Regions from separate parts of the Homo sapiens genome. Here region 1 is linked to region 2. A link is a loop called in an ENCODE intact Hi-C map of the cell type or tissue named here. Cell type or tissue: IMR-90. All regions are shown on one strand. Each heading gives the region's core, and the rest is flanking DNA. Links, peaks and the distances in the headings are about the cores only.

Region 1 (2,919 bases), core at 218-2,717, 130 kb before region 2:
AGGGGGAAGTATGGGGCCAGTCAACAAAGGAATGTGAAAAATAATTTCAAGGAGGCTTGGATAGTTGCCTGCCTTCTCCAGAACAGTGGGATTAAAGGACTTCAAAGTTCAACTTCTGCCCCAAACTGTCCAGATACACCTAAACTCATAGAAGCAGAGTTCTCTTCCAGGGAGAGAAGGTTCAACTGCAACTTATGTAGACCTGATGAACCTATTTGACTGGTCTAAGATGCTTAGATCTAATGGTGTGTTCCTCGAGGGCTGAATCTGCTCGTTCAATTTTGTATCCCTAGCCTAGGACACAGAGACATTAAGTCCTCAATTCATGCAACTGGAAATGAATGAGACTATACTAAAGGTAATAGATTGGCTCTGAATGGGGAGGTAGGTAGATCATATATAGGTATAGATTTGCCTGGTTGATAAAAAGCCCGTGTTTAAGAAGCTAAGCATTAACCACATGGGGAATTTTGGACTAAGAAAAGACCATGAAGATGCTTAAAGGACACAGAAACAGATGAGATAAAGGAAAGAGCAGAGAAGAAGAGGAGGCACCTGATAATTTAAAAATCTTGTATTTACATAGCACTTTTTAATGTATTTTTATTTATGTTATTTTATTGATCTGTACAACATTCTTGTAAGCAAAGTAGAACAAGGATCATTATCACCATTTTATGGACAAGAAAGTTGCGGCTCAGAGATGGTTAAGTGTCTTGCCCAAGGTCACAACACTAAAATTGCAGATGGGCTCTTGGGCCTAGATCTTCTAAAGCATTTTGCAACTGTTAAGATTTGGAAGCAGAACTAAAACTGTGAAAAGAGTGAGAGAAGTGTTTCTCTTTACCCCTCCAACCATAAGGACCAAGGTTTGCCGAGTTGTAAGTTCTGTAAATAGACAAGAGTGTGCTGTGAACTGTAATTGAATGGGAACTGCCAATGGAGTTGTCAGACCCTGTACACTGTGCCTGGGTGCCCTGAACATAGCCTCTGAACCACCAGAAGTCTACACTGCCATCATTTAAGCACAGATGACTGTTTTTATGCCAAAGTCCTGCGTGGCCACGTGTTTCCACAGGCAGCAAAATTTTAGTATCCCTGTCTGGCTGGGCTTAAGTTTTTGGCAAGAATTCCCTCTTCCCTTGTGAACATCTTGGAAAGCTTTTAACTGAGCACAAAGATGTTTATTTTGAGAAGCAAAAGGGACTAACTAAATACGTCCAAAACCAATCTCTACCTCTCCCACCAGATGATCCTTACTTTTATCATGTAAGATATTTTGCTACCTCCACCATCTAATAGGCAGAGTACACAGGTGATACTATCGGGACTGCTCTGAAGAAAATGGTGACTTCTAGCCCTGGAGAGGTATTAAGAGTCTAGGGTGAAAAAGCATTGAGGGAAGTAGAAACGGACAGCAGTGGTGGTTGTAGGAGGGGAAGAGTGGTACTGTTATGAAACTGAACAACCAAACGTTATGTGGGTGCCCCCCAATTGCCCGATTATTTCTCAAGTATCTTTTTGGAATGGTTTTTACTCTGGTTTTAGAAGGAATCATGTCCACACATAGAATATAATTTGGCAGGCCTTAATAATAGTGTCAAATATCACATGGTCAATAACTTTTGGGGCATGTTGATATAAAATCGTGTCATTTTAGAATTATAATATACCTTAGGGTAACTGGTTCAAGTTTCTCATTTGAGAGATGAGGAAACTACGAATCAGAAAGTTAATTGACTCTCTTGAGGTCATACATACTTCAGTGGTAAACCTAGGGTTGTAAGGCAAAACTCTCGATTTTTGTGGTTATTGCAGTGTATTGTGAAATAGCTTTTCTGAAAGCTAACATTTCTTGTTTTTATTTTTTATTTTTTTTTCTTTCCACACTGAGTTTCTCACTCTTTTAAAACGCTATCAAACTTCCCTTCCAGTGCGTGAAGGGACCTAACAAAGAAAAGGCTGAAGTTAGCACAGGGAAAAGTACCTCTTCTAAAAGTTTGGCTCAGGGACACCAACTTCAAAATTTCCCTTGAAGTATTTAATAGAATTATGGTAGTTGGGGGGCAGGGGGAGTGACTTAAAATGGAGAGAAAAGGCCGGGCATGGTGGCTCATGCCTATAATCCCAGCACTTTGGGAGGTGGAGGTGGGTGGATCACTTGGGCCCAGGAGCTCAAGACGAGCCCAGGCAACATAGCGAAACCCTGTCTCTACCAAAAATTGCAAAAAATTAGCTCGGCATGGTGGTTCATGCCTGTAGTCTCAGCTACTCTGGAGGCTGAAGTGGGAGGATCGCTTGAGCTTAGGAGGTTGAGGCTGCAGTGAGCTGTGATGTTGCCTCTGCACTGCAGACTGGGTGACAGAATGAGACCCTGTCTCAAAAAAAAGTGTGTGTGTGTATGTGTGTGTGTGTGTGTATTGGAGGTGGTGAATGAATGTCTCATAAGTGAGAAGACAGATCCCTGAGGGTCTGGGGACAAATGAAAGCACACTGGTTTAGATCAAGATGAAGTCTGAATTTCTTCATAGTGAAAATTGCAAAAAATTTATGATTAGGTCCTTGAAGTTACTGTTTGTCTCAGCTAAACAGAGCCCTTTTTGAGGTATTAACTGGTATTAGAGAGAATAACATCACTAACCCCAACAGATGGTGTAAACTTATAAATCAGTCTTATCTGGAGAGACAGAAGATCAGTATGACTTGGATCAATGCTACCTTTATTCTTCTAGAACAAATGAATGTGTAGAGGCCAAGTGGGATAGGATGCCTCTGGGATCCCTCAGTACTTGTAAGTTCTTACACTCTTAATATTCAGTTTTCCCAGTCCTTGACTTTGTCCTTTATGATTGTACCAAGCACCATAGTGCCTTTGTCACCAAGTTCCATGATTTAAAAGTAGATATTCTGGGTTTTTTG
Region 2 (2,919 bases), core at 228-2,727:
CCATCCCATTCTTTTCTAGTTTATTTTTCAAAACGTCAGTCTTCACAACTAAATTGATCTCATGTTCAGTGAAACTCACTCAACACGCCACAGTTTCAAAAGCATCATCCTGGAGGATGTTGCCATTTGGCCAACGGGGTGGGTGGCCCCACATTTTTGAGGGGCTCTGTTTTCTTTGAATATACATTCAGCACCCCCACAGTCCAGCCCACTCAGTAAGTGGTCACTATCATTGCTCTCATGATTGTGGTGGTGAAAAATACAAAGGCTTCCCCAGAAATGGCAATTTTTTGCAATTAACAGCACGTAAAATAGCCTCCTTTTGGTTAAGACTTTAGAACTGAAACTTGCTAGTGGGGCAAGACGAAGGAGGAAAAAGAGCTGGAGGACGTGTGTCTACACTGAAGGCAGGACGGAATCTACAGAGTGCCTCTGCTGCTGTGCTTACCACGTGGTTCCCTTTCTCCCTGCACTTGGACCAGACAGGCAAGATTCACCAGATGTGCAACCTTTGCCCGGCTGGAAAAACCAGAAACCCAAAGCCATAGTAGACATTTCCATAGGGATTTCTTACCTCTTTTGGTCTGGACCGACCCAATGATTAGTTACTGAATTTGACCCTCGATTGTATTTCTGAAGCTCCAGGTTGGAAATGGGGTGAGTGGGTGAGAAGGAGCGGCCCTGGCTCCGGCTCCTCCCCACACCCAAACTCTTCCTGTCCTTTCCAGCTGTCTCAGACACAGGCTTGGGGAAGGAAGAGATACACACAGGGAATGGGAAAGAGGATTAGGAAAAGGTGCGGAAATGGGAAAAGGAAGGGAGAAGAGTGGGAGAGAGGAGAAGGGAAATCAGGGGACGTACTCCAGAGCAAATTTTTACCAGATGAAGAGAAAAAAAGAGGAAAGGCTCTTTAGCTTTCACTCCACCTCACGCATGGACTTAGGAGAACTCGACTACAGGACTCAGTTTTTGAAACTAGCTTCTGGAAGGATTCAGAACTCACTGAGTTTCACGAAAAATGAAAATTACCTGAGGAAAATGCTAAATGTTATTTAAGAATCACAGAATAAGGACTGCTCACTTTAGACAGGTTAATGTGTGGCTCTTGGATAAAAATTTAGAAAGAGGCAGCTGTTTGGAAAGTCCGGGAGGGGCACCAAGCCAGAGACCTGGAGCAGCTCGCAGCCCAGCCTTATGCTGGAGTAACCTGAGCCCTCAGAGAGTCCAGGAGGTGAGGCTACAGTCCAGCATTCTATTTTTAATTCACAGTGTGGAGATAAGAGTTAAATATAAAGCAGATTAAGACTTCCCTTAAATCTCCTCTATAAAAGAAAAACTGGAATTAATCTACAGGAGCACTCCATGGATAGCTCAATACCATCATTTTTTAAGAATAAAATTAGAAGCAGAAAACTGTGTCCTTATCCTTTTGACATCCAAGAATTATTGCCATGAAAGTACTACAGCCCATGAAATTACTTTCCAGGTTACACTCATTAGATTTAGCATTTTCATTCTGTAGACCTGTGGTTTTAACGGAAAAGAAAAGAAAAAAAAATCCCCTCCCTTCATAGTACAACTGTTCCCATACACTGGCCCATTAATGGGATGCTAATGAATGCGGAAGTCATTGTAAAATCACAAACGCAGAACTGAGAAGCAGATTTCAAACATCGATAGGCCTAGCCTTGTTTTGGAAATTTGGATCATGAGAGCATGGGACTCAGGTAGAGCCCTGCAGCCTGTGTTTTCTGCACACTGTAGCTAAAGAGGCCCTCAATTACAGGCTCGATTTTTAAAAAATTTTTAGTCATATTATACAATCACCATTATGGGTTAGACATTAAACAGATGCCAACCTAGCTACTACAGGCTTTGTCACTGGAAGTGTTAACCACATAACACGGCAGCAGCAGAGCAAAGAGATTAAGAGTTCAGGCTCTAGAGCAGTTGGCCAGGGTATGAACCCAAGCCCTACCAATTACTCACTGTGTGACCTTGGGCAAGTTGCTTAATCTCTCTGTGCCGGTGTTTCCACTTTTGAAAAGCGGAGATAATAATAGTCCGTGCCTCCAGTTAGGATTAATTGAGAAAATGTATGCAAAGCACTAAATCAGTTCCTGGCACCATAGTGTGTGCTCAACAGCAGTTGGTGGTTGTTAGTATTTTGTTGTTGGAGACGTGAGAGAAACGAATCTGAAATGGCTGTGCACTCCGGTGGCTGAGTTCAAACCTGCTGAGGTGTCTGGTCTTCACGACATCTCAGGCCTCATGCTGCAGAGGAAGAGGAACCAGTCACCTTCTCTGACGGTCTTCTGTGTATCTGAATCTATTGCCATGCACTGAGCCTTGCATGGTGTGTAATGCCTTGGTTTGTGTATTTACATCATTCCAGCAAGTCAGGATGCTTTTCTGAGCAACTCTCTGTTTGCATGGTGCCTTTAAATACACACAAGAATTACAAGGCAATCCTCTGTTTGTAGCCTACATGAAGGCCAGTTGGAGAGATTTCAAACACCCAGGAGATTCAGCAAACTCATTATAGGGTCTAATATAAGAAGGAACTGTATGTATGAGGAGCTGCTAGGATGCAAAGATGAGTAAGAACTGACCTCTGCTTTCAAGTCAACAATTAGCTGAGGGGCACAGTTAAGACGTAGGTGGATTGACTTTTGTGTTATCCAAACAACACAAACCCATTGTTACAGAGTCTCCAAAGATGAAACACCAAACAAGACACACCTTAGAGAGCAGCACAGCACAGATTCATTTCACAAATACCTACTGGGCATCATCATTTGCCAGGTTACTATTCTAGGTGCTGGGATATAGCAGTGAACAAAAGTCCCTGCCCTTGTGGAGCTGACATTCTAGTGGGCAAAAGAACAATAAATAGAAAAGCCCAAGAGTATGTGTATA

The links. A loop is a pair of places that touch in the nucleus more often than their neighbours do. Peaks named below come from ENCODE experiments on the same cell type or tissue, not always from the same donor. Only the 100,000 strongest peaks of a DNase experiment are listed, where the experiment ranks them.
Region 1: a loop joins it to region 2, with 2.1 times the contacts of the local background. A loop is called at or near these places in 1 of 110 quality-filtered maps.

The regions. Positions count from the first base shown.
Region 1 is chr4:128,714,689-128,717,607 of GRCh38, reverse strand. No RefSeq gene overlaps it. Among named protein-coding and RNA genes, the nearest start is that of JADE1, 94 kb to the left of the region's middle. In IMR-90, for the core only: no CTCF peak of the experiment used is centred there; a DNase peak (open chromatin) is centred at 1,777; H3K27ac peaks cover 262 bases.
Region 2 is chr4:128,589,249-128,592,167 of GRCh38, reverse strand. No RefSeq gene overlaps it. Among named protein-coding and RNA genes, the nearest start is that of LINC03140, 20 kb to the right of the region's middle. In IMR-90, for the core only: a CTCF peak has its summit at 1,250; no DNase peak of the experiment used is centred there.